Regions from separate parts of the Mus musculus genome. Here regions 1, 3, 4, 5 and 6 are each linked to region 2. Evidence: chromatin loops called from intact Hi-C (ENCODE). Cell type or tissue: left cerebral cortex. All regions are shown on one strand. Region 1 holds the start of Bhlhe23 (basic helix-loop-helix family, member e23). Region 2 holds the start of Mrgbp (MRG/MORF4L binding protein). Region 3 has its middle 18 kb from the start of Gm30455. Region 4 overlaps Dido1 (death inducer-obliterator 1). Region 5 overlaps Dido1 (death inducer-obliterator 1). Region 6 holds the start of Cables2 (CDK5 and Abl enzyme substrate 2).

What was found. Hi-C counts contacts between places; a loop is a spot of excess contacts. Peaks named below come from ENCODE experiments on the same cell type or tissue, not always from the same donor. Only the 100,000 strongest peaks of a DNase experiment are listed, where the experiment ranks them.
Region 1: a loop joins it to region 2, with 7 times the contacts of the local background. A loop is called at or near these places in 19 of 42 quality-filtered maps.
Region 3: a loop joins it to region 2, with 8 times the contacts of the local background. A loop is called at or near these places in 25 of 42 quality-filtered maps.
Region 4: it touches region 2 in a loop (2.2-fold over the local background); 5 of 42 quality-filtered maps call a loop at or near these places.
Region 5: it touches region 2 in a loop (2.4-fold over the local background); 4 of 42 quality-filtered maps call a loop at or near these places.
Region 6: it touches region 2 in a loop (12-fold over the local background); 16 of 42 quality-filtered maps call a loop at or near these places.

The regions. Positions count from the first base shown.
Region 1 is chr2:180,776,856-180,781,855 of GRCm38, reverse strand. Bhlhe23 (basic helix-loop-helix family, member e23) reads left to right here and starts at 4,956. Exons shown (of 1, transcript NM_080641.5): 1 at 4,956-5,000. In left cerebral cortex, a CTCF peak has its summit at 2,175 (motif pointing right); a DNase peak (open chromatin) is centred at 2,198.
Region 2 is chr2:180,580,560-180,585,559 of GRCm38, reverse strand. Mrgbp (MRG/MORF4L binding protein) reads right to left here and starts at 4,338. Exons shown (of 6, transcript NM_028479.2): 1 at 4,023-4,338; 2 at 2,605-2,949; 3 at 2,038-2,159; 4 at 1,073-1,154; 5 at 689-763; 6 at 1-259. The coding sequence starts at 2,752. The coding sequence ends at 72. It overlaps Gm30144 (a long non-coding RNA gene), which reads left to right and starts at 3,692. Exons shown (of 5, transcript XR_001783605.2): 1 at 3,692-4,724. In left cerebral cortex, a CTCF peak has its summit at 2,922 (motif pointing left); a DNase peak (open chromatin) is centred at 2,904; H3K4me3 peaks cover 1,812 bases; H3K27ac peaks cover 690 bases.
Region 3 is chr2:180,742,675-180,747,674 of GRCm38, reverse strand. No RefSeq gene overlaps it. Among named protein-coding and RNA genes, the nearest start is that of Gm30455, 18 kb to the right of the region's middle. In left cerebral cortex, a CTCF peak has its summit at 2,216; a DNase peak (open chromatin) is centred at 2,238.
Region 4 is chr2:180,676,559-180,681,558 of GRCm38, reverse strand. All of the region lies in intron 6 of Dido1 (death inducer-obliterator 1), which reads left to right. Among named protein-coding and RNA genes, the nearest start is that of Gm22502, 19 kb to the left of the region's middle. In left cerebral cortex, a CTCF peak has its summit at 2,683 (motif pointing left); a DNase peak (open chromatin) is centred at 2,696.
Region 5 is chr2:180,654,538-180,659,537 of GRCm38, reverse strand. Dido1 (death inducer-obliterator 1) reads left to right here. Exons shown (of 16, transcript NM_175551.4): 16 at 1-1,575. The coding sequence ends at 199. Among named protein-coding and RNA genes, the nearest start is that of Tcfl5, 14 kb to the right of the region's middle. In left cerebral cortex, a CTCF peak has its summit at 1,953 (motif pointing left); a DNase peak (open chromatin) is centred at 1,930.
Region 6 is chr2:180,273,261-180,278,260 of GRCm38, reverse strand. It overlaps Cables2 (CDK5 and Abl enzyme substrate 2), which reads left to right and starts at 4,796. Exons shown (of 10, transcript NM_145851.2): 1 at 4,796-5,000. The coding sequence starts at 4,806. It overlaps Rbbp8nl (RBBP8 N-terminal like), which reads left to right. Exons shown (of 13, transcript NM_173031.3): 12 at 1-67; 13 at 160-615. The coding sequence ends at 318. In left cerebral cortex, a CTCF peak has its summit at 2,330 (motif pointing left); DNase peaks (open chromatin) are centred at 2,306 and 4,639; H3K4me3 peaks cover 841 bases; H3K27ac peaks cover 326 bases.

The DNA.
Region 1 (5,000 bases), 200 kb before region 2:
GACAAAGGGTACTTACAGCCAAGTCCCAGGTGCTATAATCAGGGTCAGCACCACCCACCCACATCTGACTGGTAGGGAAGACATGCAGGACCTAGAATGTTATTCTCATGGAGTAAGAACTCTATCTTCTGGGAAAGAGGAGTGCTGAAATACGGGGGAAACTGCTACAAAGTAACTACATCGAGACTGAAGCCGAACCCTGTGTTTCTTCTCTCATAACCTGAGGAATCACTCTAGAGAACACCCCTCAACTAAGTCAACTAAGCAGTGCAGAGCAGAACTCCACAAGCCCAGTTCAGAGACTGTCAGCAGTGCAGGTGTGGGCTGGGCGGGGTGAGAACGCCAGCAGGAGACTCTAGTAGGATGAGGTAGAGGCTGTCCTGAGGTTAGTTAGGGTGAGGGCTGTGTATCCCAGAATACAGCTTCTGAATGTCTTTGAACTAAATGTTTTAGATGAACGAGTTGCACATTATACAAATTATGTCTTGATAAACATGTTTAAAACACAGCTGTAGTGTTATGTATTACATTTGTATGTGTGGTGTGTGAGCAGGTGTGTATGTGTGTGAGTATGTGAGTGTGTGCATGTGTGTATGTGAGCATGTGTATGTGTGAGCATGTGTATGTGAGAGCATGGGTATGTGTATGAGAGAGAGCATATGTGTGTGAGCATGTGTGCTGTGTAAGCATGTGTGTGTGTGTGTGTGTGAGTGTGTGTGAGAGAGAGAGAGAGAGAGAGAGAGACAGCACCTGTATGGAGGTCAGATGACAACTTTCAGGACTCACTTCTCTTATGTAGGTTCTAGGGATTGAACTCTGGTGACCAGGCTTATGAAGCGATCTTGCCAACCCTAAAAACATAAATAAAACATACACAGGACACTTCCTCATCACCTTGGAAAAGGCTAGCAGATGCTCCTGTGGGGGAAGGGAGAATAAAGGGGAAAGGATGAGGTCTTGTCAATTCTCCTGCAGCTGGTGCGCAGATGGGAGCATGTCCCTTGTGGAGCTTCTAAAAAGATCCTGGGGAAAAAAGAAAGAAAGAAAGAAAGAAAGAAAGAAAGAAAGAAAGAAAGAAAGAAAGAAAGAAAGAAAGGGAAAAGAAAAGAAAAGAAAAGAAGAAGAGGAAAGGAGAGGAGAGGAGAGGAGAGGAGAGGAGAGAAGAGAAGAGAAGAGAAGAGAAAAGAAAAGAAAAGAAAAGAAAAGAAAAGAAAAGAAAAGAAAAGAAAAGAAAAGAAGAGAGGGCACAAAGGCAAGACTTTCCCCCATGGCCCCTGTGGTGGTTTGAATAAGAATAGGTTCATATATTTGAATGCTCAGTCATCAGGGAGTGTTACTACTACTTGAGAAAGATTAAGAGGCATGGCTTTGTTGGAGTGGGTGTGGCCTTGTTGGAGGAAGCGTGTCCTGGGGATGAGCTTTGAGACTTCAAACGCCCAAACCAGGTCCTGTGTGTTCTTCCTGCAGCTTGCAGATCCAGATATAGAACTCTCCACTACTTTTCCAGCACCATTTCTGCCTGTGTGCCTCCCTGCTTCCTGTCATAATGGCAATAGACTAAACTTCTGAAAGAGTTGCTGTGGTCATGGTGTCTCTTCACAGCAATAGAACAGAGCCTAAGACAGTCCCCCGTGGGAAATGAAAAGTCCATGCCCAGAAAGAATTTGAGGGCATGGACTCGTGCCACCCAGAAGCACTTGGGAAGTCTGCATGAGGCAAGGGTCACCAGGTTCCCTCATATGAGATGGCTGAATTACCCAGAGGAGGCCACCATTACCTGACATCCAAACAGTGGGGGAAGAGTCTCATCCAAAATCTAAGGTCCATTTTAACCTCAAAAAAAAGCCAGACCACGCCCACTCTGAGTCAGGATGGGGCTGTCCTGGCTCCAGTCCCATGCGTTATCCTAAGACCATGTGTGTTACGGAGAGGACCCACATCTGTAATGGGAACGTACAAATGGTTGGTGCAGAGCATCATGTCCTCCCATGCTTCGTGGATGAGAGGCATCAAGAGCGCTGCCTTCTCAGCTGTGGTCCTACTCAGCCCTGGTATGCCTACGGCGCCCAGCTCCAGCAAAGGAACGTTGGATAGGGGTGATGGTAAACCTGGGGTTTCTCCAATTGCCCACCAATCTGGGAAAGAGCCTGAGAAGTTGCTTGTGCAATCTCCTTATCATCCAGCAGGTGGCAGTGTGGCACTACAGGTGGCAGTGTGGCACTGCAAAACTCTGCCTCTCCTTGCAGCTCGCCTATTGCAAGTTGGTTTGCAGTTTGTTTGGTTTGTTGGTTTTGATAGGATCTCATATGTATCTCTGAATGTCCTGAAACCCACTGTGGAGACCAGGCTGGCCTTGAACTTAGAGATCCACCTGCATCTGTTTCACAAGTGCTGGGTTTAAAGGCAAGTGCTACCACACCCAGCCATCTTGCCTATTACAAACAGGTGGCTGGCAACCATGCCTGTCCCCAACCTAACCCTTCAGAGCTGTGATGGATGCAACTGAATGTTCTCAATTAACTGGATGTCTCCATTTCTTTTTCGTCTCTGTGATAAACACTCTGGCAGAAAGCAACTTGCAGAAGGGTGGGTTTTAGTTCATGGTTCAAGGTAGAGTCCATCGTGTGAGAAAATCGAGGTGGCGGGAGCTTGAAGCAGATGACCACATCATACACACAGCCAGAATAGGAGAGCAACTGATGCTTATATCACTCTCTTCATTTAACAGCCCAGGATCCCACCCCAGGGCACAGTAGACCTGCCTTCTCAGCCTACCGTCATGACCAAGATGTCTCCTACAGAAATACTCAGCTATACCTCCCAGGTGATTATAGATTCTGTCAGACAACTAACATTAGTCTTCTAACTGGAGGACATCTACTCTCCTGGCTGGGCAGTTTAGAAAGCTCAGAGTCTATCCCTCATAGACCCAGGTTGTATCTTTAATGCAAATCAATAGCAGTCATTGTTAAAGCAAAGCTTGAAGACCCACCACATCCATGGCCATGGCCTAGAGTTTAGTGCACCCTGCTGACACCCCACTCATAACAATATCCACTCCACATCACCCAAGAGCCTCCCATTCAGCATGGCCACAGGAGCCGTCCTCCACCCACAGGCTGAGACCTGGATCCGTGCAAACAGCGCTCTCTTCCTAGCCTCCCACACTGCTTTGGTCAGGCTCTGGAAGCTCTACTGGACTGGAGCAGACAAGTGCAATGCTGTCCTCCCCTTCCAATCTATGCAGTTGCTGCCACAGGGGCAGCTTCAAAACTACTCTCTTGGGATGTCATTCTGGAGGCCAACCTCCCTGTCATCCAAGGAGACAGACTCCCCTGAACAGCTTCAGGGGCTTGTGCTACTACTGTGTGCCTTTCCATCTTTGCATCCCAATGGCCCCATTATTCCTCTTGTAGATCTTGTCTCTTGTTGCCTGAAGTGATCCATAGCCTCAGGACTGCCAACTCCCACCCATACCACCATCAGCCCAGGGACAAGTACTTGGAAAAGGACTCTTAGAAGCACCTCATTCTTTGGGCCAGGATGTCCTTCTAGGTGATACCTGCCCTCCACAGTGTAGCTGGCCACATGGTGAACTAGTTCTGGCAGTCAAGAAGATGTTGTCTGGTTTCTTTCTTTTCCAGGCCCAGAGCAAAGTCTGATGTTCCTTAAGCACATATGTGTTTGTATCTGTGTTCTTGCATACTGGTGATGACATAGAGTTCCTGGAACCTTCCAGAAAACACATGGCTCTCACCGACACTCACTTCACAAGTGTGCCTCTAGCATCTATGCGCTCTTAGAGAGTGCCCAACAACTGAATAATTTCTTTTTCTGGTGAAACTCAGAACAGAGTTGGAAGCCAGGGAGACCCCATCTCTTACCATATTGAAGAGAATCGACCTCTTGCTGAAACCACAGAGCCCTAACAAGTTCATACCTTGGAGGACTTCTCAAAAAGCACCAAGCCCCTCAGCAGCCTTCATGTTTGGGGCTTTAGTTGACAAATATGAAGGGCCAGCCTGCAGCCTGCAGCTCCTCATGTTCTTTAGGTAGAAAGGGAGCCTTCAGCACTAGGTGGTACCAGAAACTCAACCTGCTCTGCCTTTCCTAACCTCAGAGAGTTTGAGTCTCCAATAAGGCAGAGACTTTGGCTTCGTGGCTCCCATACTAGGAAAGATGAGCCAGCCCCTAGCACAGCCCCTGCTCCTGAGTGTGTAACAACATAGGAACCAGACACTCAGGACCAGCCGGAGCACAGGAAGCACCAGGCTCTAGATTATCTGTTGTGTGGGGAGGGGTCTGGGCTGAGACTGAAGCCTGGGCAGGTGAAGTCAACCCCAGTTCCTCACTTACAAGAAGGAACCTGGACACTTCTACAGCGACCTCTGCTCAGCCCTCACTCCCCAGCCAAAACAGAAAATCCATCATACTCTTCCCCCCAGGACAAGACTGGGAATCCTTCACCTCAGAAGTCGAGGGAAACGTCTGTCTGTCCTAAGCAAAAGGTTTCATCCCAAACGCGGGAGCCACACTGGAATACACCTGTCAGGAGAACTTTGTGTTGAGGCGACAGACAGAAGGGACCGACGACCTGCCGCCTACAGGAAGATGATTTGATTTGGTTCAACTCGCAAGGATACGGAGACCTGGAGGAGAACCCAGCTGGGAGCTCCCGCTCAGCGCGCAGCTCCTGCGGATGGGGTCTCAGAACAAGGCAAGACTGGAGCTTTGGGAAAGTGACCCCGTAGGAAACAAGAAATGGCAGTTGAGGGGCCAAGAAGCAGGCAAAGCGCCCTCAGGTTCCGCGGCTCCCATCTTCAGGCCCGTGGGTCCGCATAGAGGGTGGAGCGGGGCTGGGAAGATGCCGGCAGCAGGTCCCCTCTGATTGGACGGCGTGAAGTCCCATCGGGAGCCTCAGCAGCTTAAAAACGAAGCCAATACGAGTGGGAGGTAGAGCGGCCCCGGCCGGCCACGCGCCTTGGTGAGAAGGCGCAGGA
Region 2 (5,000 bases):
TGGCCACATTCACCCAGGGACCTGGAGACAGGCAGTTGGAGCATCTCTGTGGCCACCTGAGGATGAGGTGTCTATGTGCGGCGCCTCTTGGCAGCACTGGGGCTGGAGGGATTGCTGTTGGCAGTCAGGACCTTGTCAGTGACCCGGCTGCGCTTCCGCTTGTCTGCCCCTTCTTTGCACCCCAAGTCTGAGGAGTTCTTCTCTTTGTCTTTGCTGGATTTTTCTAATGCTTTCCCCAAGCTCCCTGAAGATGAAAAAACTGAGAAACAAAATCATTTGGCTGAAATAGAATATACAGACACTCATCTCATTTTCCTGTTCAGCTAGAGAAATCAGAGGTACATCAGGCTCTTTGTACCCAGTTATGTTCCCCTGGGTAAGTGCCCTGAACAGCTGGGCTTGAAGAGAAACCTGGAGTCCCAGGGGGTCTCCTGTCTGAGCCCACCTGATGCTCCCGGCCTTGGCCCCTTCCTTCTTGGCCCTCAGAGGCCCCCATCCTTGGCCCTTGGTTCCTTCCTTCATGGCCCCCAGGGGCCATCCTGCCTAAGATGACCTGCACTGAGTTCATCTTTAAGTGACCATTCACTCTTGACTCCATGGCTACCTGACCTCACTCTGCCTGAGGCTGGCCTGCGGTGAGGAGACTGGGGGGGAGACATGTTTGCTCCAAAGGGCAGTTCACACTCACCATCATCAGCCCCACTGTGGGGGTCCACATCCTCCTTCATCTCCTCCTTCATTTCTTCTTCAATGACCACTTTTCCTGTGGAGGAGACAGCTGCCGTTCACTGGAAACCCACGGTGGTGGCCAGCGCTGGGGGACGGTCTGGCCATGACTGCTTCCGATTCTCGCTGCCCACACAGGCCTCGGCGTCCATCACGAGACGGCATCCATCAGGAGACTGCCTTTGAGCACCGCTCTCCCCAGCCCTTGGCTCCCAAAACCTCCCAGGTGCCACTGGAGGTATGGTCTGAGCAGGATCCTTACACCTCCCTGGAGGCCCCAGACCGCCCCACCTTTGGCCTGGTGAGGCTTTTTTTATTCCCAGCCCTGGTGGTGGCCGAGTCTCACCTTCTCGGACTTCCTGAATGATCTCATCTGGAAGGACAAAGTTCCTCTCTGGATTTGGGAATGGAAGAATCTCAGACTCGTGCTGCCGGCACAAAGCATTTTTGTATTTTCAAGAAACAGAAAATAGGATCTCAGCTCACTAAGATGTACAGGAGAAGCAGGCTGGAGGCTGCGAGCTGGTGGGGTCCTTGCTCCAGCTTGCAGAGTCCACCTCAGCTGGGCTTTTCAGATGATTAGAGAGGACCAGGCTAGCACCAGCCAAACAAAACTAGAGGAGAGGACCATGCCGCTGAGTGAGCCCTGGAGACACAGCAGCTCTGCTGATGTGCACACAAGGACCTGACCCGGCTCACCACTGTAACACTCCCACCAGGCCAATGTATCCAGGGGTACCATGAACAACCAAAGGCACCTACAGCTCTACCCATCCTGGTCACCTGGTCTCACTGCCTACCAGACAAGACAGACAAACCTGACTAGCAAGGTTACTAGTTACCTGCAGAACCATCAGCCACTGCCAGCTCTCCAAACCAGTTACCTAGCTACCCATCAAGACACAGCTATCTCTAGGCTCTCTGAAGAGGAGGAGTCTGGCTCCCACAGTATACAGACTCTCAAACGACTCTGGACCCTCCTATACTGACGCTGTACCATTACTGCTTTTTACGGTGGCTGAAGGCTTCTTTGTCATCTCAGACCTCAACTATCACCTCGACGATTTTTGTGCCACCCAATCTAAAGTAGGTAGGTGCCCTGAAAAAGTAGTCAGAGATCATCGCTAGTCTGTGCTTTTCACAACAGGACTTAAGCTTTTCTGAGGAAGGAGCCTCATCCTTTGAGATCACCTCTGCTCTGCATACCAAACCCCAAGTGAGAAGAGGGTTCTGTCCTGTACCACAGCTGACAGGATCTGGGACTTGACTCCACGGTCAGCCCGTAAATGGGCAGGCCAGGATCCAACTCACCAGTGCCTGCATGTCGTACATAGTGCTCAGATGGTCCCAGATCACCTTGGATGGAACCTGGCGCCCAATATTCTGGCTGAACTTGTCTCGGATACAAATCATGTGGAAGTGCCGATTCACCCCTGAGAGGTAGGACAGTGGGTTGAGGGTTAGGACAGCACCTCTGTGCGTAGGACATGGGTGAAGAAGGAGGGGCAGGAGTGGGCAAACCCGCAGGTGCAAGTGTTGCAGGAGTCACATGTCAAAGGGGAAGAGAGGTGCCACAAGGCAGGTGGGTGTTCCAGGGGCTAGGGTGTGTATAGTAGGCGGGTCCAAGGACAGGGGGCTGCAGAGGTGGGGGGGTGGGGGGGAATGGAGGCGTTCCCTGGGGTAGGAGTGTCTCAAGGGCAGGGAAGTCAGGAGTGTCCCCAGGGAGAGGGCTTCTCGGGCAGGAAAGTCATAGGCTCTTAGACTAGTAGGGCACCCCAGAGTGGGAGGCCACGTCCCGTGGGAGGTCGCAGGCTCCGCCAGCCCGCCCGACGGTTTATCCCGCCCCACCCCCACGCCGGTGCGCGGCGCGGCGCTCACCGACAGGCTTGTGGCCCAGCATGGCGTGGAAGAGGCACACTTCCACCTCAGGGCTCCACACCACCGTCTCCTCAGCAGGGCTCGGGGCTGCCTCGCCTGGGCCCTTGTCGCCTGGGGCGCCCGTGCCGCCCACCTCGGCCTCCCCCATGGCCGCCGGCGATTGACGAGCGCCCGGCGCGAGAAGGGGGAAAATACTACAGGCTCCGCGCAGGCGCACTTGGTGTGGAGGGCGCGCACTCGCCGGGCTGGAGAACGCCGCGTGCCCGCGTCCGCGCAGGCGCAGCGAAGACTGGCTTCCGGTGCAGCAGCGACTCCTGGTGGTTGAACCTTTTACTGCCTACGGCTCTGTCCGGAGAAGGCGAGGGAACAAACCTTATGCTTTAAAAATGCACCAGATGGGCGTGGTGACACACTCCTGTAATTCTAGCTCTCGGGAGAGAGAGGCAGGAGTTCTGAGTCAGCCAAGTCTGCATAGCATGACACACACGGCCCAAAAATCTGGGCTTCACCTGGTTAGGTAATTTGGAAAAGAACTCAGCTAGAAGTGAAGGTGTGTCTCTCCTTGCCAGAGATAAATTGTACAATATGTAAATTACATCTCACTAAAACTGTTTAAGAAAAATAGTTTAAACAACAACAGCAGCAACAACAATAACAACAACAACATCCCATGGGCTAGTGAGATGGCCCATCTAATAGAGATCCTTGTGCACAGCCCATAACTGGAACTCCACCCCTGGATCCTAGAGCTGGCAGGAGAGGAGCAATTCTTAGGAGTTGTACTCTAGAGCTGGAGACATGGCTCAGCGGTTAAGAGCACTGACTGCTCTACCAGAAGTCCTGAGTTCAATTCCCAGCAACCACATGGTGGCTCACAATCATCTGTAATGGGTTCTGATGCCCTCTTCTGGTGTGTCTGAAGATAGCTACAGCATAGTCATATAAATAAAATAAGTAAAAAAAAAAAAAAAAGTTGTATTCTAACCTCTATATGTATTCCATGGTATATGCACACTTGCACACACACACCATAAATAATTTAAAAATTTAAAGCCCAACAATCACATTTTGTAGGAGTGAAGCTCTGTATATCTTTCAGTAGCCCTGACCTGAGTGCACGACAGTCCCAGAATTAAGTGCTTCCTTGGCATCAGAAGACAGAAATCCAGGTCCTGTCGGCCTTGCTACCTACCTGTACCTCCATTCTGTCCCTACAGTGGATCCACTCCAGAAGTGGTTGGATGATTAACTCAGACTGTCAGAATTTCAGGCAGGTGTTAGTAGCTCTACATGGGATTGGATAGGGCCAAGGGCTGGGCACAGCAGCCTTAAGAACATGGTTGCTTCTGGGCCTGAGTCACCCCAGTCAGCTGTGCCATGGGTCCTACCCTGCCACCCATCCAGGTTTCATTACTTACCCATTCCTCAGCCATTGCCAGGCATCAGAATCCCTTTTCTGACTGATGCCTCTCAGACTAAGATGTTGAGAACCTTTGTTCTCCTTTGTGCTATGGGGCCACTGTAGCTCTGAACTCTTGGGTCTTGATAAGGATCACTTGCTGGCTGCCACAAGCCTTGAATCCAGTCCTGACACTCCACTTGCCCCTCATTCAGGCCTGTAACCAGACAATGCTCACAGCAGGGAACCATGGAGGGTGCTGGCTCTGACCTGTCTCATTGTCTGGGACAGCTCAGAGCTCAGAGCCAGACAGCAGTCTGTGGCCAGGCTTCAGCTTTCCCACTGTGAAAGCGTAGCTGGTGGAAAAGTTCCCACAATGCCACAGGGGAGGTGTGGCCCAATAAAGCTTCATAAGGGGGTGTGGGGTCACTGCTATCATGTGGATATGATGCAGCTGGGAGTTATGATCTCACAGGGGCGGTGCCCTTGCCTCTGCTTGGTTGGCATGCAGAACTTGGCTTAGTTACTGTACGGCTGGGTGAAGCATAATCTACCATCTGGGACATGTCATAAAGCAAGTTCCCAACCTAAGAGCTGCCACATATTAAGTGCCCAGGAGCTGATTGATAATATCCTGGTTATTCTCTGAATATCTAAGGCATGGTAGACTCTGCTGCTGACTGCTTCTGGTTCCGGTCCACCTTAGTCTCACCCCTACCAGGTAGGATACTCCTTCAATTTGGAGTGCGTCCTTCTTCAGGGAGCTTCCCTATGTAACCCTCAACCTCATCTATCCTAGCTGGTCCTCTCTGGTTTGTGCGATCTCTGTACTCAGACCACATCCTACCAGCCATGACATTTGCAAACATCCGTCTGTTACTTCAGAACGCGTGACTGGCAATATAGACTTGATGCCTATAGACAGGTTGGATGGTTTAGGAGAGAAGGATGACTTCATTCTTTCTCTCCACGAAGCCACAGCAGGTCTCTGCAGAAC
Region 3 (5,000 bases), 160 kb before region 2:
TTATCCTTTCTAATTGTGACTGAACTTGTATCCCTGGACATGTAATAAAAAAATCAGACATATAATCTGTACTTCTTGCATATTCATTAGCCTGTCTTTGTTCTGTGAAATGTGTATAAATAAAGAGGCACCTGGTTGCTAGTCAGTCGGAGGTCCGGAGTGTTCCGATCAGTCAGTTAGAGATTCAATTTCCTCCCTTGAAGACTCCTCATCTCCTCTGTTGGCTGTCCTGATTGTTGGAACAGACCCTAGTATCTCAGAACGAAAAGAAATGAAGCTGGCACCAGAGGTTTTGTGTCCCTAAAGTCATGGTTCTCCAGGCTTCCCCTCCAGGACTTGGGCCCTTGGGGAACCAGTGGGTGTGTGGTGCAGCATTCAGGGGACTCTCAGTCTCCTTCTCTTCTGTAGCCTTGGGCCAAGGTCCTCTCCTGTTCCGGCTTATGACCCTCATGGCCTCCAGCCCCCAACCCCCAGCTTCAAATGAATCAAGAGCATCTTTTGTATTCCAAAGGCCAAAGGGCCAGGCTTGCCTTTAATTAAAATGCACATCCTTTAATTAAAGGCCCCATAACACATGAAGGGCATCACTGAAATACGACGTGTGACATAGTCATTACCCCGCTGTTAATTACTAATTAATGAAGCTATTTCAATTAATAGCTTCCCCACCACCACTCCCCCTTGGACGGGCCCCATGCTGAGGTGAGTCCCTGAATCACCCTCGAAAACTGGCTTCTTGCCAGAGACTCTAACCTGAATATTCATGACTCAACTTCACTGCTTTTCAATTAAACATAATAAAGTAAACCCTATCAAAAGTATATTTCTAGCTCACAAACCATCTCCTTTACTACCTCCCTTAGTAGGAGCCAGTGGGTGGGGGAGGGGTTGGCAGACAAGGGAACAGAGAACACTGGGGACTGGAGGCTCTGCAGCCCAGGGCACCATCCCAGATCTGATGGCTTCACCCAGAAAACTGATGTCCAGGGGTTCCCAAGGGAAGAAGTGGGCACCTCAAGGCATTGTTATCCTACAGCTGAAGGACAATAGCCCAGAAATAGGGAGACAAGCCTAGAGATGTGGAGGGGACATTAACATACTAATTATGAATATTAAGCAGCCATTAAAGACTCTGATTTAAAGGAATGACAGGGAAGTCTCACCTAAGGTAACTGGGGGGGGGGGGGCAGCCCTGTACCTGAGCTGAAGCTAGAGGTGGGGGACTCCTAGGGAGGTTTGCACAGGACTTCAGGAGCCTGTAAACAGGTCAGTTACTTGAGCAGGCACAGTCTCAACTGAAGGGACATTCAGGCAGAGATAGGAGGGATCAACCAGTTGGTTCACAGAGACACTAGGCATGACCAGGCTGCAGGAGATGTGTCCACACCTCCAAACTCCCCTATGAATAATCTAACAACTGCCACGAAGACTGTGGCCAATCCCAAAATCTTTATGCATAAAGTGGGCTAGGCCCTGCAGCATCCCTGTTTAGTCCTAACGTGCCTCTCTTGTTCTAGATTAGATTCCCAGGAGACTCATCTCTTAATGGGCCCCAGTGTGGGAAAAAGAGTCTCTTTTTCCATAAAGAATTGACTGTCCCCTGAGGTGGAGTTTGAAGGTCTCCAGGACAGTCTACTAAAGTCCCACGTGCCCAGGGAGGACAACTCTCACCACCTACACTGAGCCCAACATCTAAAAGTAACTCTTGCTCTGAGAGGATGTGAGAACAGGCTCCCAGGGGCAGCGAAGGGCCTAGGGTGTGAAGAGGAGGATGCGGGAGGGCGGGTGCTGGAGAACCACATTACAACGTCTTTTGGAGACTCTGGACCTGCAACCTCTCTGCTCAAGCCTTCCGAATCTTTTCATCAAAGGTGGAGTCAGGAGCCCCATGTCCAATTCTCCTGGGCAATAGGACGTACCCACTGTGGATGCTCCAGACTAAGGGCAGGACGGACTGGTCGAAAAGTTCTTACTTGTCATACATCCAACATGCCCATCTCAGCCCTGGGGAAGAATCGAAGACCTAGAAAAGGTTCCTCTTGGCTTCACGTTTGTCTTTACCTCACTATGAACTGGGCTTGACTTCTCCGGTGCCTTTACTTCAATGCTCTCTCAGCCCCCTTCTCTTCTATGCTGCAGAAGACTGGCCCCTCCCTCACATTGTGTGTCCTGAGACGGACGCTAGGTGGCACCAGTCCCCACAGAATCCTGAAATTTAACGTGGCCCTGTCTGGCAGTGCCCTCTGTCGGCCAGAGGTGGAATATAAATGGCTGTATTCAAGGTTGTGGGCTGAACCGGTAAAAAAAACCCACCAAGACTAGTTCACACAGGCATAGCTACCCACGCACATACATACCCACACGCACTTATACAGACTCTATTTCTAGGAAGCTAAAGCAAAGAAGAGGTGTCTTCCAGGTTCCAGGCCCATGTGAGAGAGGCCCCATCAAACCCCAACGGGAGCCTGGACTGGCCCAGAAGCTTTAAAAACATGTTTCTAGCCGGGCGTGGTGGCACATGCCTTTAAGCCCAGCACTTGGGAGGCAGAGGCAGGAGGATTTCTGAGTTCGAGGCCAGCCTGGTCTACAAAGTGAGTTCCAGGACAGCCAGGGCTATATAGAGAAACCCTGTCTCAAAAAACCAAAAAAGAAAAAAAGCAAGATAATAAATTTTGCATTACCTGTAAACAGGAGGAGAGGGATTGGGAGAGGGAAGGGGGAGGGGGAGGGGGAGGGAGGGGGGAAGGGAAAGAGACTAACTCAAGGCAGGCTCCACCCCTTGAGCCCGGGAGGATGGGACTGTCTTAGTGTTTTCTTTCTTTTTTTCTTTTCCTTTCTTTCTTTCTCTTTCTTTCTTTCTTTCTTTCTTTCTTTCTTTCTTTCTTTCTTTCTTTCTTTCTTTCTCTTTTTTTTAATAAAATGTATTTTATGTGCAATGTATTTTTTGACTGCAATGTACGTCTCTGTGAGGGTGATAGAAGCCCCTGGAACTGGAGTTACAGATGTGTGATCTGCCGTGTGGGAGCTGAGAATTAACGAACGTGGGTCCTCTGGAAGAGCCGCCAATGCTCTTAACCATTGAGCCACCCCTCTAGTTCCCGTCTTAGTATTTCAATTGTGCTGTGATTAAAACATCCTGACCAAAAGCAAACTCAGGAGGAAAGGGATTGTTTCAGCTTACAATTTCCTGCTCACATCTCATTACAGTGGAATCTGGAAGTAAGAATTGAAGCAAAGTTGCTAGCTTGCCTCTTATGGCTTGCTCAGTCTGCTTTCTTATACAACTCAGGACCACCTGCCCAGGGGTGGCACCCCACACAGTGGACTGGCCTCTCACATTAATCACTAATGAAATGGCCCCGCAGACTTGCCTACAGGCAATCAGATGGAGACATTTTATCAACTGAGGTTCCCTCTTCCCAAATGACTCCAACACCTTAAATTGACAAAATGCTAGTCAGAGCAGGGGCCTTCTTAAATATGGCTACCTAGCTTCAAGAACACAACTATGGAAGGTGTGGAAGCACAGCCTGAGGGTCCTAGGGTGCTCCTCGGACTGAACAATCAGGCCTCATCCTACAAGGCCAGGTTAGAGAGATAGCTCATTGGTTAAGAGCAATCCCCGCTCTTCCGGAAGACCCAAGTTTGGTTCTCTCATACTGGGCAGCTTACAACTGCCTATAATTCTAGCTCTGGGGAGCTGGTGAGATGGCTCAGTGGGTAAGAGCACCCGACTGCTCTTCCGAAGGTCTGGAGTTCAAATCCCAGCAACCACATGGTGGCTCACAACCATCTGTAAAAAGATCTGACGCCCTCTTCTGGAGTGTCTGAAGACAGCTACAGTGTACTTACATATAATAAATCTAAAAAAAAAAAATCTAGCTCTGAGGAATCCAATGCCCTCTTCTGGCCTCCCTGGGCACCCCAAAACATGTGGCACACACATACACACACACACACACTTTTTTAAAAAAGATTTATTTATTTTATATACATGAGCACACTGTAACTGTCTTCAGACACACCAGAAGAGGGCATCAGATTCCATTACAGATGTTTGTGAGCCACCATGTGATTGCTGGGAATTGAATTCAGGACCTCTGGAAGAGCAGTCAGACTGCTCTTAACTGCTGAGTCATCTCTCCAGCCCCTAACACACCAGTCTTAAAAGAGTATTTTTATTCAAAATTGGAAGACCACAGAAGAAAGTTTGTGCTCACAGGTTACTTCATGGCACACCTGGCTCAGGGCATCTTGCTCTGGAGATTTGTGCACACTTCTGACAGGAGTTGTGCAGATGGGTGAGCGAGCACTGCTCGTGCACCAGGACAGCAGAGAGGGTCTAACCTATGTCACTGCTAGCCCAGGCTGGTGCATGAAGAGGCTGGAAGTGGACACAGATGTTTTCTTCTACAGTAACTCCATTTTTGAGTCAAGGTCTCTCACTACATCTGAAGTTCACCATTTACACTAGAATGGCTGGTCAGTGTGCTCCAAGATTTGTTGGGTGGGGTTATGGCGCACATCACTCTATCACTGTGCTTGGCTTTGGTGTGTGGGTTCTGGGAAGCCAGACCCAGGCCTTCGTGCTGTTCAGCAAACATTTCACTCACTGAGCCTTCTGCCCTGCCTTAGGAGATGATACAAGGGAAAACTCTCCTCCGGGCATGGCATGGCCATTCTGAAATGATGTCTGGCGCGAGCCCCTCACAGGACTGAGTACATTAGCACTCCTCACAGAGCAGAAGTCATGAGGCAGTTTAGCCATGCAAACCCCCCTCCTCACCAATGATTTCGGAATGAAGACTTTTCCTGTGTGGTATAGCCACCTGTAAGTTGCCCATGTTCCTGTAAATAACTCCAATTAAACTCACTGGTAACCTGTGCAGTGGTGGCTCACGCCTTTAACCCTCAGCATGTGAGAGGCAGAGGCAGGAGGATCTCCATGAGTTTAACACCATCCTGGCCTACATAATGAGTTCCCAAAACAGTGAGGGCTA
Region 4 (5,000 bases), 96 kb before region 2:
ATTGAGAGTGTCGTCATCAGTGAGGAGCAGTGTCTCCTCTCTGCCTCTTGCTATCCAAATGGGACCAGTCCCCTTTGATCCCTCTTCCTCTGCACAGTGGGAGGGCACCACACAGTCTATGCAACTGTGTCCCAAGGACTCTGGCCCTGTCTCCCCACTGCCTGTGTGCAGAATACACAACAGGGGAGGGGAGGGAGGGAAGCTCAAAGTGAAGCCAGTGCTGGAAACACTTCTACATTCTTCGTGGATGCTCACCATGTACACTGAGAAGACTGCATGGCAGAGCTGAGCTGAGCTGCTGCCCCTCTGAGTGGATACAGGCAGGCAGCATGCTGCTCTGCACAGGAAACCACTCCTCCACATGCAGGTGATTCGATTTCACAAACAGTTGTTCCCCTGATTTATATATTTTTTCTTTCTAGAATATCTGTACAGTTTCCTTAATTTATAGAAACAATTGTCATTTTTAAAATTTCCAAAGATTCTGATATCGCTGTTACAGTTTTTGTATCCTTCTGTGTTTTATTTCCACTGACACCTCCCATTGCCAGGGGAGGGTAGTGAGCTGAACACTTGCCTAAAATATTCTTGGGTTATTAGAGTTTTGAAACAAAATTTAGTATTTATACTTATAATCACAATAATTAGTATTTTGGACTCACTAAATGGCTCATCAAGTGACTTAAAACACTGGTGTTTGAATGGATCTTGACATGACATTTCATCGGGCTGTAGGGAATTAAAGCAAAACCCCATCCACCTACAAACTCAAACCTGGGGAGTGGCTGCATCCTGCACAGGCGACCAGGTGGGTGGTAGAGCAGGGAGAACATGGGGTTTCCCAGGGCATCTTGAGGTGTGGGCTTCAGGAGCACATTTCATGGGGTCATGAAGGCGCCCTGTGGCGGGTACTAGAAACCTACAGGTGGGCCTGTGTTTTATCAGCTGCATGAGCCGTTTATTTGTCTTCACAGTTGTTAGTGGCAATAAAGGGGATAGGAGAACGGCTTTGCACATCTTAACCAAGCCCCTCCCAGTTTGGGGGGGGGGGGACAAAATTGGTAATGAGGGGGTTAAACTTGGCAGCTGTTGAATAATATACATAGAGCTAAAACTTACTAGGTTGTTGGTTACATTCTTTTGGTATCTTGCTTTTTATAAGTCTTTTAAAAGCCCACTGTTGAGAAAATTGGATCATAGCATTAACTTGAACCTGCAAAGTGAGCCCCTAAGAGTACTCCAGTCCTATAGCTGTCCCTGTGTCCTTCACCTCTCTGAATGACCTTCCTGTAAACTTAAGGAGCTGTGGATCAGAGTTAACACTCCCAAGAAAATCCTTTTGATGGCATTGCTGATCTCAAGAGTGCAAAGGTCTCCTCTGAAGATGCCTGCCACAATCATTAGTATAAAGTGATAAAATGCTTCTGATACACACCAACATGCACATAGTTAACATGCTTAGTATCCAGAAGTTAGAGTGTAAACGTAGATCAGATTCTTGGCTGCTTTAAAGAAGGTTTGGGCAACATTGATTTGCCACAAACCTGGAAGAGCTCGGCAAGAACCTAAGGTAACTGGTTGCATTCTCTACACCTGGTTATCCACTGCACCTCCAGCATTGGCCCCATTAGGTCTGGAGGGTCTAGGAAGGCACACAGATTGTTGTAATAACTTGGTACAAAGAAATAATGGTTAAAATGAACTTGGCTGAAGTCATCTGTACCTGGTATGTTTGGGGAAATCTGAGAAACAGCAGCTCAGCTTCCACGTAGCTGGGCAGATTGAACACACCCACATGGCCCTCACCACACTGTATTCCAGTGACTAACAATGTAAGAAATTACCAATCCAACATGATTTAAGCTGAAGATTTCAAGATCCTATGTGATTGGTTAAGATAACTTGCAAGAGTTGGTCTCTGCATTAAGATGGAAGTCAAATACTGGACATGAGTAAGAAAAGATTTTCATCTAGTTGGATGTGGACCTCTGCAGGGTCACATGTTTAGTCACATGCATAGTCACTGGGCACTCATCTCTGATGTAGCCTGTGCTGCTTTGTCCAAGCCTCGTTTTCTTACATATAAAACTAAATTGGTAACTTCTCTTAAAGATAAGTATTAATTTTTTTTGATGGTTTCAATATCAGTCCCGGCCACCTTTTTCAGTCCTGCCTCAGCCTCCTGAATCCTGAGATTACAGGCATGTGCATGAGGTGTGGGTAGAGGGAAATTATTTATTTGAAGATACTTAAGCATGTCTAGGAAGCAACAGCAAAAACATTTCCACTGCCACCTCACTGGAAAGAGGTATGGTGAAGCAATGGGAAGTCCTAAGTTACATGAGCCAGAGCTGAGGAACAGAATTCAGCACCTGGCCTTGTTTCAAGGTGCTGCTTGATCACTGTCTTCAAAAAAAGCAACTCCCCTTAGGCTTCTGGAGGTGAGATACCTGCATGGGGCCAGCCTGCCCTCCTAAGACTAGCCATCAGGCAGCGTGACTGGGATGGGTGGGACTATAGGTGTGGACCCCTACCCTGCACCTGGATCCTGTTTCAACTTCATGCAGTTGTGGGGTTCTACCTTGGGGGTACATGAGCAGGGTTTGTTCCCCTAATGCCTTTCTCTTTCCTGCCTTTGTGGATCATTACTGCCACCTGGTGACCAACAGAGCTATAGCAACCTTACTAATGGACCCATGGTGTGAGAATAGAGTTGGGTTCCCATGCGGAGCACTCTACTTCCCTACTCCGTCAAACTTTCAGCAGCTTAGTTTCCATTACAAAGAACTGGTCATGACAACCTTTGCTTCCACTAGTAGTCCACAGGACTAGAGATGCCTTCCTCCTTAGTGTTGGTCAATACCTTCTTACCCCACGAGAGGGCAGAGAAAGCTAGTAGTAGAGACAGCAACCCACAGTGTAAAGTGCTATTAGTAAGATGGGTCTCTCATGAGTTACAGCTATGTAATTTTTATATAGTTAAAAGTGAAGTGAATTCTTCAATTGGAACAGTAGCTCAATAGGACGTTTGTCCAGTATGCCCAAGCCACAGGTTTTTGAAAACCCAGTATTGGGGTAGGGAATGGAATAAGGATTTGCAAATTCATTCATTGTTCTATTCAATCATGAAGGTCAATCCCTGTTGCTGGCATTGCTGCCCTAAGCCAACACCACTATTATTCCTACCTGTAGGGGCTAGAGAAACATGCCAGTCCCTTGAGCAGTTGCAATGGGTAACTGTTGCCCTGTTTAACACCACCCAAAATAGAAGGGGGCTTGGTGTTTCAAGATGCTAGTAGGCAAATGGTTAGGGAAAGCCATCATTTATGGGACATATCAGTTTAATTACATAACATGACTTTTATGCACTGTTGGGAGTGTGCCTAATGTGTCCTAACGTCCTTAAGAGGAAAGAAGCCACCAGAGCTGTCAGGCTGCAGAGTGATGGTTAGGGAGTTACGTTAATAGGTGGTCTTCAGGTATAGCTGCTCTCAAACCATCAAGTGTGTATACTTGGAGTGTCAGGAATAACTGAAATGTAGTCCGGCCAAGAGAGATTGGGTCTTTGGTGGAACCTCTGGTTTTGAATTCCCTGTTTGTGACCAGAAAAAAAACAACACAGATGTTTCAGGCCATACTACTATATGGAGGGGCTTTGTCGAGGGCTGGGTGATGCTTTGTTTTGTAGAGTGGAAGTCAGCTGGCAATCTAGTACACATTTATTATACCCCTGTTCAATGTCACACTCGTATAGCACTTGGTCCATACCATTATCTGAGTGTTCATTCCTTCTCTGTACCTTCCTCAGAGGACTCTTCTAATTTTTAACCACCACACAACCCAGCAGTCAGATATGAAGGTAAATTGCTAAATATAACTGGAGCCAAGAGTAGTAGACATCCACTGCAGAGTCCTTGGACATTGTCCTTGATCTATGGGAACCTTGGCTCAGAATGTGTTTTCTCCATATATTTGTCATGTATACTGTATTGTAAAAATAATTTCTATTTTGCACAGATCTGCCTTTTGGTATTTTCTGTCCTCATCTAGAAAAACATCAGAGTTTTAGGTAGATGTCATTGTCACTCTGCAAACCCCCTAAAGTGCTTTGAGGTTGAGGTTTGGCATGCTTCTGAGCAAGTATAGAGTTCACCTGTAGCAGTCCTCTGGGATGGAATTGAAGGGCTTCAGATGAAATGCAGCTTATATTTAGGTTCCTCAGTACCACTTTATAATCAGCCATATGGCAGTGGTTTAGGCTACCTCTCAGACAGGTTGGTCGTCAGGTCTGGCAGTACCTGATGGTGTCCCTAAGCATATAGAATAGCTTGTTGAAGAGGGCTGTCCTTGTATGTGGCATCTCTGCTCTTTGAGCTCTCTGCCCTTCCTGGGAAATTGGAAATGGTTACTGGGAGCACAAGGTGGGAAGTCCTCATTTATGATCTTAAAGTCATGCTTCAGTCATATACATGCTTAAACTGTAGTGTTTAAGGATTGCCTATCTAGATGAACCATCTCATAGTTGTTTGTTTCTTGCCGGTAGGACACCTGTCCTGAACCGAATGTTGCCAGACATTTCCTTACCTCATCTGACCACTTGGACTGCTGGTCAACATGTTAGACAAACAGACAAACATCATTCAGTTCCATGGCCCAAGCAGGACTTGGAGGAGGGGAAGGGTGGAGGGAGGGAGGGAGGAGAGAGAATGAATATGAGATTGAGTATGCCAGAGTTTATTTCCTCCTTGAACTATGTGGATCTTGTGACCTGAACTTGGACTTGCCCACAGGTACCTCTTTTTAGACATTTTGTGTGCCTTTGATGCAGGATTTTAATTAAACTGATTTGATTGCCCACTGGCATCTAGAAGTTTTGGTGCAAGCAAACCTTGTGACTTAGCATTTGTTTTAGACAATCTCTTGGTTTTTCAAGACAGGGTTTCTCTGCAGCTCTGGCTGTCCTGGAACTAACTCTATAGACGAGGCTTACCTCAAACGCT
Region 5 (5,000 bases), 74 kb before region 2:
CGACCGGGACCGAGAAAGGCGGCGAGACCGAGACAGGTCCCGCAGCAGAGACCGAGACAGGGACCGTGAGAGAGCACGAGACAGGGACAGGGACCGAGGCCGGGACCGGAAGGACCGCAGCAAGAGCAGAGAGAGCCCTCGGGACCAGAAGCCTGAGGCCAGGACCTCTGAGGGGGGCCCTGCTGCAGCCCAGGCCTAGAGGCCATTGCACTCGGGGCTGGGGACACGACCTGCTGGTGTGGACAAAGACCTGTGTCAGTTATTGTGTATATAGGCTCAGCCTGGCAAAGACCCCTTTAAAAGCCAAGTGCATAAAATGTGTTGAGCAAAGAGTTTTTGAAATAGCTATGAACTTATATACAGGATATAATATTCTGGACTTCAGGAATTACTGTAATTTTGTGTATAATGGTTTGTTACAAATTTTCCCAACTTTACAATTCTGATTTTTTAAAAATATTTCCATTTAAAATTAGAGAAATGGGAAAATGTCTACAAAAGCATATTGCTTTTTTTCAGATTATAAAGTTTTTTCCAATAACTTGACTGGTGTAAGTTTTAAGGGGATTTCAGTGGACCTTAGAGCTAGCTTTCCCTGTGTAGCCATCTCTGCTTCCGTCTATCCAGGGGCTTTCCTCAGTGCTGTCCTAGTCGGAAAGCACTATTGTCGAGGTGAGCTGGGGGCTGTGCGCAATTGCAGCGGTGGAAGAACTGCCTTCTGAGGCCCGCCCAGCTCCCAGCAATGCAGCACCTTACAAGTTTTTTCAGAACTTAATTAGAAATAGCCTGTCCTAGTAGAAATTGTAACATTTTTAAATAACAATTTATTTTTAAATGTTCAAATTTATCAGCCTAAAGAAAGAAAGATTCAGTTCAGAGCATTTAAGAGGGAAGAGACAGGAGTCAAGCATTGCCCATTGCTGCCCTCTGAGTGGCTCTGCAGACTGACAGACTCCAGATAGGCGATGGGTTTGGAAGCTTCTCAGTGGGATGGGGCAATGTTTGTACCAAATCTGGAAACGAAGAGGATGGTGGTGAAGCAGCCTGCTTCATGGAAGGATAACTGCTGTGTCGCCCCGGTTGCCTCTAAAGATGCTGTAAGAAGGCTGGCTAACGTATCTGACTGTGCAAATATGTTTGATAGTTCCTTTTATATTTTCATAAACTTACTTTTTCAGATAGAGAATTAGCTTCGTTTGTTCTTCGGAGTCTTATTTCACTGTACATCACTACAGATTTTTTCACTTTATAGCACAGATGTTTAAGTTGAAAAGACATGGGAAAATAGCAATTTGGGATATTTGCTATTGTAAACCAAATAGTAGGCTAAATTACATGAAAGTGTCAGTTTCAACATCTAATATGTGAAGGTTTTTTGTTTTTTTAAAAAAGTGTAAAGTAAAATTTTCTAACTTAAATGCACAAGCATAAAAATCAAGTGTGTTTCTTTAGGTTTACTTTGTAGAAATTTCTGTACATTGTATTTTGTATTGCAGAGTGTTATATCACTGTCCATTGAAACACAGGACTCCATAGGTTTTGTTACTTGAAGTAGAATAAATATCTACAGAGTTCTTGTCTCTCTCTTCACTCAACCTTGACCCCTAGTTGTCACAGGTACAGGCAAAGGCATCCCACTCCCTACTGGCAACCCTACTTGTGTGTTGGATGCTGCCGGCTGTGCTACGGTATCACCGCCCACAGAGTAATGTGCTGGCTGATGTTCTATAGAGAACCCTGACTGCAGGTTCATGGGATTACAGGCAGCCTGGAGGTGTCACTGGAGGCAACATGCGCCTTGGCAGAAGGTAGTGGGTCTGAAATGCATAAGTGCCATGGATAGAATCTAGCCTTTCACTGCTGGCTTTTTTAAGGGAGCTGAGCTGTAGAGCCAACATTCTAGTGTAGTTGGCTCAGCTCAAGTACATGTGGTCCTGCCCTTGACTGCCACCTACTGGTAAGACTTGGACCTAAATCCAGCTGCTACATCCCCACATGGTACCCAGTGCAGCAAGAATTTGGCAGGATGATCCTGACCAGCACCCAGCTGAAGTGTTTGCTGGGGCAACTCACCAAAGAAGCCCCTGACAGCCATATCCACTTTCTGTTTTAAGACAGTCTCACTATATAGCCTCAAATTGACAGCAATCCTGCTTCAGCCTCCTGAGTTCTGGGACTGGCACCATTCCTCTAGTTCTCATCTTAACTTTACATGTGTGCCTTGGCTGGGTTATATCACTTGTATTTATTCTCAGGCTCCGTGAAACCTATTGCAGGGTTGTATTTATTCCAAGGCTCTGTGAAACCTATTGCAGGGTTTGGTGGACAAAGCTTACAGCTCTGGCACACCTGAGAAGGCAGAGTAAGGGGAAATGAAAAGATTTATTAGGGGCCCCAGGGTATGGTAGTGCCCTCCACCTCATACTAGACCCCTGGCAACACCAGCTAGGACATACGTTGCCAAGCCCAGTAACAAGCAAGCAATGGTGTCTGTGTCCCAGCGAAAGCAGTGATGACTGGGTATGTCTGCAGTCATACCAAGGGCAACAACCAGGGGGAAGGCAGCTGGCAGGTACTGGATCTCAAACCTGCTGCTTCCCACAGCAGCAACACGTGTGGGTGTGCAGGGTGATGGTCAGCTAACTTTACACCCAGCAGACTGTCAGTAAAACATATTTGCTTTCCTCATTGCTGTGACATATCTGATAGAAACAAGGGAGAAAGGAAAGACTGATTAGTACTTCAGGGTCAGTGCTTTGTGGAGACAAACAGCAGTCATTGACAGTGAGAGCTTGTGGCCTGTCCTCACATCTTAGTGAATCAAGAAGCATCCCTGGGGCCAGAGAGATGGCTCAGCAGTTAAGAACACTGGCTGTTCTTCCAGAAGTCCTAAGTTCAATTCCCAGCAACCACATGGTAGCTCAATACCATCTATAAATGGATCTGATGCCCTCTTCTGGCATGCAGAAGTACATAATGATAGAGCACTTTTTTATATATATAAATATATATTCATTATATATATATATATATATATATATATATATATAATGAATCTTTTAAAAAAAAAAGGACAATTTAAACAAAACAAAACATTGCTCAGGACCTGGAGTACAGTTTGGCTGAACCCCTCAAAGCCACCCTTCCCTAACTTGGTGGCCTATGTCAACCAGCTAGGTCCCCTCCCTGTCTTAAAGGTTTTATTAGCTCCCAGAGCAGAACCTTGTGTATTCAAAATTTTAAGCCTGTGGGGGACATTTCAGAGCCAACTATAATACTTTAATCTACTTTTTTTTAATTAATAAAATTGAGATTGTGTATAGTATTGTAGGTTTACTGGGTAAATCCTCAAAGCATACCATGTTTACAGCAGGGCTTGGTAGCACATGCTTTGTAGGTAGACAGATTTCTGAGTTTAGGGCCAGGGTTGCATAGTGAGACCCCGTCTCAAAAACAGTATTGTTTACAAAGTTTTTACTTTAAAAAGAAAAAAAAAGTATGATTTTTTTTTTGTTGTTTTTTTAAACTTAGCTTATTTTGGAGTCACCTGTGTTCTGTAAGAAGACCTGACCAACTTATTGGATCACCAAACTCGACTTTGGTAGAATTGTTTCTTTTTCTGTCACCAGAGCCTTATCTGAGGTGAACAGAAATGTTCACATCTTCCCAGGAAGTTAACACAGTAAAAGCTCACCAGGTGGGGTGCGGGGTGGGGGTGTTGGATGTGGTGTGGGGGTGGGGGATGCAGTGGGTGGGGGGGTGGAGTGGGGGAGTGCAATGGGGTGTATCTACAACCCTAGCACTTGGGAGCCTGAGGTAGAAAGACAGCTCAGGACTTGTACGTTTGTAAAGTCCCAAGTGCTGGTGTAGAAAACCAATGGGAAGTACCGGAAGTGTGCACGAAAGCCCAAGGCTGCTGTGACATCCTGGTCAGTGCTGGAATGGTCTGCCTGCGCCGTTTTGCTTTGCCATGCTGGTTTCAGGGACACAATTACCAAGTGAAGCTCCAGGGAACAAAGACTTGTGCAAAGGGCGCTGTGTGGCTCCATAGAAGCCTGGTGCAAGAAGAGGGTCTGGCCCTGTTGATGTACTTCATGCTTTACTGCTCAGGCTTCCTACCTCTCTGCCCTTTGGCCTCGGGGAATACTGCCCTACAGGCCTGGCGTCATTGTATAAAGCTGGCCAAAGACCTGAGGCCTCACGGGCATGCTTGCTGCCCCTCTGCCCTCAGGAGACTTGTGGCCATCTGTCAACCTTGCTGCCTGAGTTCTTTGTCTCTGAACAAATCAGAGTCTACAAAGACGGGGAAACTGTGAGCAGTGTGTTATTCCATGATGCACACCAGTGTTGTTAACGACCACAGTGCAACTGGGGCCACAAAGATGTAACAGGTGACAAGCAGAACACCCGTCCCCTTAGAAAATCTAGCACTTTTCAAATGACTTACAGAGTCACCACCCACTCAGCAACAGTCAGAGCCAGCTTTGTTTGAGGGGATATAATTGCACCCAGGAAAGAAAATGGACTCTGGGGACTGAGCTGTTGGAGAGGCTGTGGCCCTGCTCAGGCTGGCGCTAGGACAGGTACTCAGGCCGGTGCCAGAACAGGTGGTTTCCCAGTGCTGTACAAGCTGGAGGATTGGGGGAAGCAGTAAGGGAGGTTCTGGGGGGGCACTGCCCGTGTTTGTAAGCCAGGGCCCTCCTGAGTCGATTATGGAGTGGCTGCATAAAGGCGATACTTGGAGAACAGAAGGAAGATCAAGGTGGCTAGGCTGGGACACGGGTGAGAGGCAGCACGGGACAACCTGGGGATCTGGATTGGCTCTGGATCTTGGTGGCAATGCTATAACATGACTTACTCCTCAGAAACCCAGACTTAAAAGAGGGCCCATCTTATAGTGGAAGGAAACTACAGACTGGAGTTCCAACTCCTGTACACATGTATGTGTAAGCACGTGTACACACATCCTCACAGGCACATACATGAGTAAGCACGTGTAC
Region 6 (5,000 bases), 310 kb after region 2:
AAAGAAGGTCAGAGCACAAAGGCTAGCCCTGGAGCAACTGGAGGAGTCAGACACATCAGACACCAAGGTGGGTCCTCAGTCACTCATTCAAGTTAGTCCTGGCGGATGCCCAGGCAGGAGAGGGTGTCCTTTGCCCTGAGCGTGTCTCCTTCTGCCCAGGCGGGCCTGATTTCTGAGGCAAGTGCAGAGCCAAGCATGCCAGGGGTGGGGCATGCTGAAGACCACCAACAGAGTCAGCAACAGAAGAGGAAGCGGGCCTCAGACCTGCAGGACAAAGGTACCTACCTCCGGGAGGGGAAAGCGGGGCCTGGAATGTGATGGGTGTGTCTCTAGACACCTGGAGAATAGCATCTGGGTTCCAGTTGGAGCCTGATAGAAGCCCCGAGCCTCTTCAGGAAAGGCCTCTGTGAATCCTGGCCAAATGACCTCCTTGAGGTAATCCTGGGCCTTAGCTTCCTTCCCTCAAGAAGACCAACACCAGAGTTCCATAAACTTAAGAGTTAAGAGTGCGGCTGAGAGGGTCTGGGGTGCAGCTCAGTTGGCAGAAGGCTTGCCTAGCACCCCTGAGCCTCTGGAGCTCACATCCCACACATAAAGAAATAACATCTTCCACAGAGAACAATGCGTTGGTTTTTGTTCTGATTTGTTCTTTTGTTTTGTTCTGAGACAGGGTTTCACTATATAGCCCCGACTGGCCTGGAACTTTCTCTGTAAAAAAGACCAGGCTATATCCTCAGATTCACAGACTGACCTGCCTCTGCCTCTTGGGTGCTGGAATTAAAGGTGTGCACCACCACCCCCAGCCACGGGAACAATGTAAATTACATTAGGATCCTCAACTGCCACAAGGCCAGCCTAGGCAATATGAGCCCCAGTCTCCAAAAGAGAGACAGGGAATTGAAGACAGTTATACCGTGCCCTGTAAGCAGCTCCCTGGTGCTGGCATCTTTGGACCCTCTTGTGACCCTCTGGGCAGCCACAGAGGCACATCCAGCTGGCTCTGGGGTATGTGTTCCTTCAGTGTCAGGGCTGCTCACATGTTTGCCCAGGGCGGTACCTTTGAGTTCAACTCTGTCTGATAAGATAGCAGACTCCCAGCCTGGTCCTGGGTAAGAGTGTCAGGACACTTCCTCCTCCGGTGCACAATGGTGAGTCTTTGAACACCTAAGCTAATATGCATGTACCCTATGTTTGCCCAGGCTACAGCTCAGCAGGCTGGGCTGGGGCCACCACAATAAGCCATTGTTGCCGGAAAGGGACTGACCGCAGCCTGTGTTTGCTCCGAGTGGAGGCCAGGGTTTCTGTGTCATTTCCAAGCACTTCCTGCTATGTACGCACGGGCTGGGGTGTGGTCCACTGAGTTACCAGAGTCTCACCTTCTGCCTTTCACGTTGAGTAAGACAGCCAGTGAGAACAGGCTCATGTCCCGTGAGGGTCATGCTCCCACTTTGCCTAGCAGGATGTCACACATCCTAGGATTAACTCAAGCCATGCAGAATGGGAGGGGTTTGTAGCTGTCTCTGTCTGTGCTCTGACCAGCACATAGACTCAACACCACTTGACACACATGAGGGAAACTGAGGTTCTGCTCCATAGACCCAGCATCTCAGAAGGTCCTGGGTGTTACTTGCCCAGACCAGATGCCCACCCCTTGTGGTCATAGTCCCAGCCACGCTGGCAGTGAGAGAGACTCTGGGGTTAGGCTCTGTGAGAGTCAGCCCTTTGGTCATACTTGTGGGTCTCCTCCCGTGCTCCAGCCAGTCACTACCTTGTCAGGAGCAAGAGTGGCCAACAGACTTCACCAAGTTGCGTTTTCCTGAGCCTAGAAGTAGAAAGCCAGAAAAACCGGCTGCTGCCATCTCTATTCTAACTTCATCTTTCCCACAGCCCCCAAGAAGCCATCCCAAGGGAAGAGGAAACCGAAGGAACCCCTGACACCGGCGGAAGGTCCCAGGAGCCCAAAGGAGGACTTCAGCCTCTCCCCCATTAACAGCTGTCGGGAGACCTAACTCTCCAGACTGAGGGACACTGCATTTGCCCAGAGGTAGCTGTCACAGACTGTTGCCTGCACAAGTCAAGCCACACGACCTGAAGATAGCTCGGAATAGTCAATGCCCATAAGCTCCGCCTACATCCAGAGGGGCTGGCCAGCCAAGTCTCTTCTCAGGTTTCTGGGAAGCTCCTCCCATCTGAAGGCAGGGCGGGGAATAGGGGAGCCTCAGCCTAGCCCTGCTTCTTTTTCTGGGCAAGGTCCCCACCTCCAGAGGAGATGGAGGTCCCAGACTTTTCCAGGCTAGGAAGGACGCTTCAGTCAGCGCGGTCTCAGGCGCCCCCTTGTGGAGTCTTGGCAGATGCAACCAAGACTAAGAATTAAGAATCAGCCCTGAACCACTAGATCCTGATGGTATTGAAGAAACTTAGGGAAATACCTGTGTATGAAGTTTAAGAGCTGCCATTTCCAGGGCAAAAACAGGCACTGTTGGCAAAGCACCAGTCAGGGTCCAGTGTGGGGAAATAAGGGAGAAAGAAGCTGCCTTGGGGAGGTCAAGGAAGGTGGCACCTGAAGCTTAGATTTGGGTTTTGAGGGTTGAATAGAAGTGTGCCAAGCAGGCAAAGTTCCTAGCATGCTCTTATAAGCATCTAAATATGTGCCAAAAGGTCAGGGTGAAAGCCAAGGAGAACTCACTTGACCATAACTGAGTGAGGAAGGCTGGAGCTGGCCAAACCAGGTAGAAGGACTACAGCATAAAAGGGAACTGTGGGTATAATTGTAAGAGCCTGAAACTTCCAGAACTGGAGAAACTGTCACTGGGACTGGGTGAGGCCTGGGCTTAACAGAGTACCATTCTCTACTGAGCACACCTGAGAGGCCCGAAGGACAAAATTCCAAGGGACAGCCAGGTGTGTGTGTGTGTGTGTGTGTGTGTGTGTGTGTGTGTGTGTGTGTTCAATCAGTTACAAGATTCTTCAGCTTTTTCAAATTTGAATAAAACACAAGCTGTATGTTTTATCCACTTTGACCTCCTGGTCAGGTTTGGTCTGTGAGGGAAAAAAACCCACAGTACCACACCCAGGAAGAGGCCAAGTTCCTGTTTAAATGTCCCTCAATCACCTCACAGGTTTGTCTGCCAATATTGGGGTCTAGCTCTAGGGCTATGTCCACACTCATGGTACCCTGCCAGGAGCACACCTCCTTGTCATCCCTGTCAGACAGTGGCTTCTGTTAGCCACGATCAATTACCCATCCCAAAGCAGCTTAGTCATACAGCTAGCACCTCATACTACCAGAGACCAAAACTCAGAAAGGTAAGCAGCCTGAGTGTGAAGGACACCACCCCAGGTCAGCAGACACCATGACCCCCTGACAGAAATTACTCTCTCTGGGAGTGCCCACCACTCAATGGACCAAGCCCTGCGTTCTACTAGACAGGAAAACTGTCCACCTTGTCACTGGTTCCTGGCAGGGTAGCTAGGAAAAGGCAGTGGAGAAGAGGGGGGTCAGAACAGAGTAAGGGTAAGCCTACTTGTTCAGGGATGACAGGGAGATGCCATGGATAGAGGGGGGTGTCTGACAGAATCAGCCTGCCTGAGCCTTAAAAGCAGGGAAGGAACTGGCAGTATGAACTCCTATAGGTAACACTACCGATGGCTTCTCCCAAGGAAAGAAGCCACTTCCCAGGGATCTCTCTCCCTCAACCAACTCCACTCCAGCACCCATTTTAAGCAGCCACAGGACCAGAGCAGGCAGTGACCATAGACCAAAAAGAACATTGGGGAGATTTTCCTTTGTGTTTCTTCAATGATCCATCAAACACTTTAAAGACAAGAAGTCGCCGGGCAGTGGTGACGCATGCCTTTAATCCCAGCACTTGGGAGGTAGAGGCAGGCAGATTTCTGAGTTCGAGGCCAGGCTGGTCTACACTATACAGAGAAACCCTGACTTGAAAAACAAAACAAAAGAAAGATAAGAAGTCCACATAGGTTGGGAGCTGGAAAGAGCAGGTGATGGTAGGGTGAAGACTCTGTACAGGGAAGGGCCGACATACACACACGGTACTGAGCCAGAAGGGTTTGTATACTCGAGTCCTGGACATCCTCCACGAAGGAAACTGAAACTCCAGTATCATGCAGACTCAAGACCACGTCCATGAGGCAACTGAGATGTCAGCTGCCCTCAGACCATAGACGGGTGTCTTCAGCAGTCAGTGAGGAGGCCAGGCGGCACAGCCCGGAAGTTACAGGCTCTGGTGGAACATGGATGGATACCTGCCCAGAAGAACCCCAGGGCTGAGGGAACACCCCGGAGCAAGTGACCACAACAGGCCCGCACCCTGAGTCTGCAGCCCATAATGAACATTCGCTGAAGGGTGCCCTGTACACCGAGTCCTGGACGGGAGAACAGGACACAGGTTCCGTGCACCTACCGACCTTGCCGTGTTTAGCCACGCCAAACCTACAACAGACAGAAGACTCTAGGACTCAGGGGAGCGCCGGGGCAAGCCACATATCGCTAGCCGATCGAAGGGCTCAGAGGAGCCTCATTTGCATGCAGGCGCGCCGCAACCAATGGACAGGGACCGCGGAACTATATTTGCATATGGGCGCGCCGCGGCCAATGGGCGGGAGCGACGGGGTGGTATTTGCATACAGGCGCGCCGCAACCAATAGACAGGAACCGCGGAACTATATTTACATATGGGCGCGCCGCGGCCAATGGGCGGGAGTGACGGGGTGGTATTTGCATGCAAGCGCGCCGCGGCCAATGGGCAGCTGCGCGGCGGCGCGGCGCGGCGGCGCACTCGAGCATGGCCGCGGCTGCGGCGGGAGGAGCCCCGGGTCCGGCCCCCGGCCCCTCCAGGCCCGCGCCGGCCGCCCGGAACCCGCCGGCCGTGCCGCGGAGGCGCGGGGACTCCCGGCGCCGTCAGGCCGCCCTCTTCTTTCTCAACAACATCTCCCTGGACGGACGGCCCCCGAGCCTGGGTCCCGGAGGCGAGAAGCCA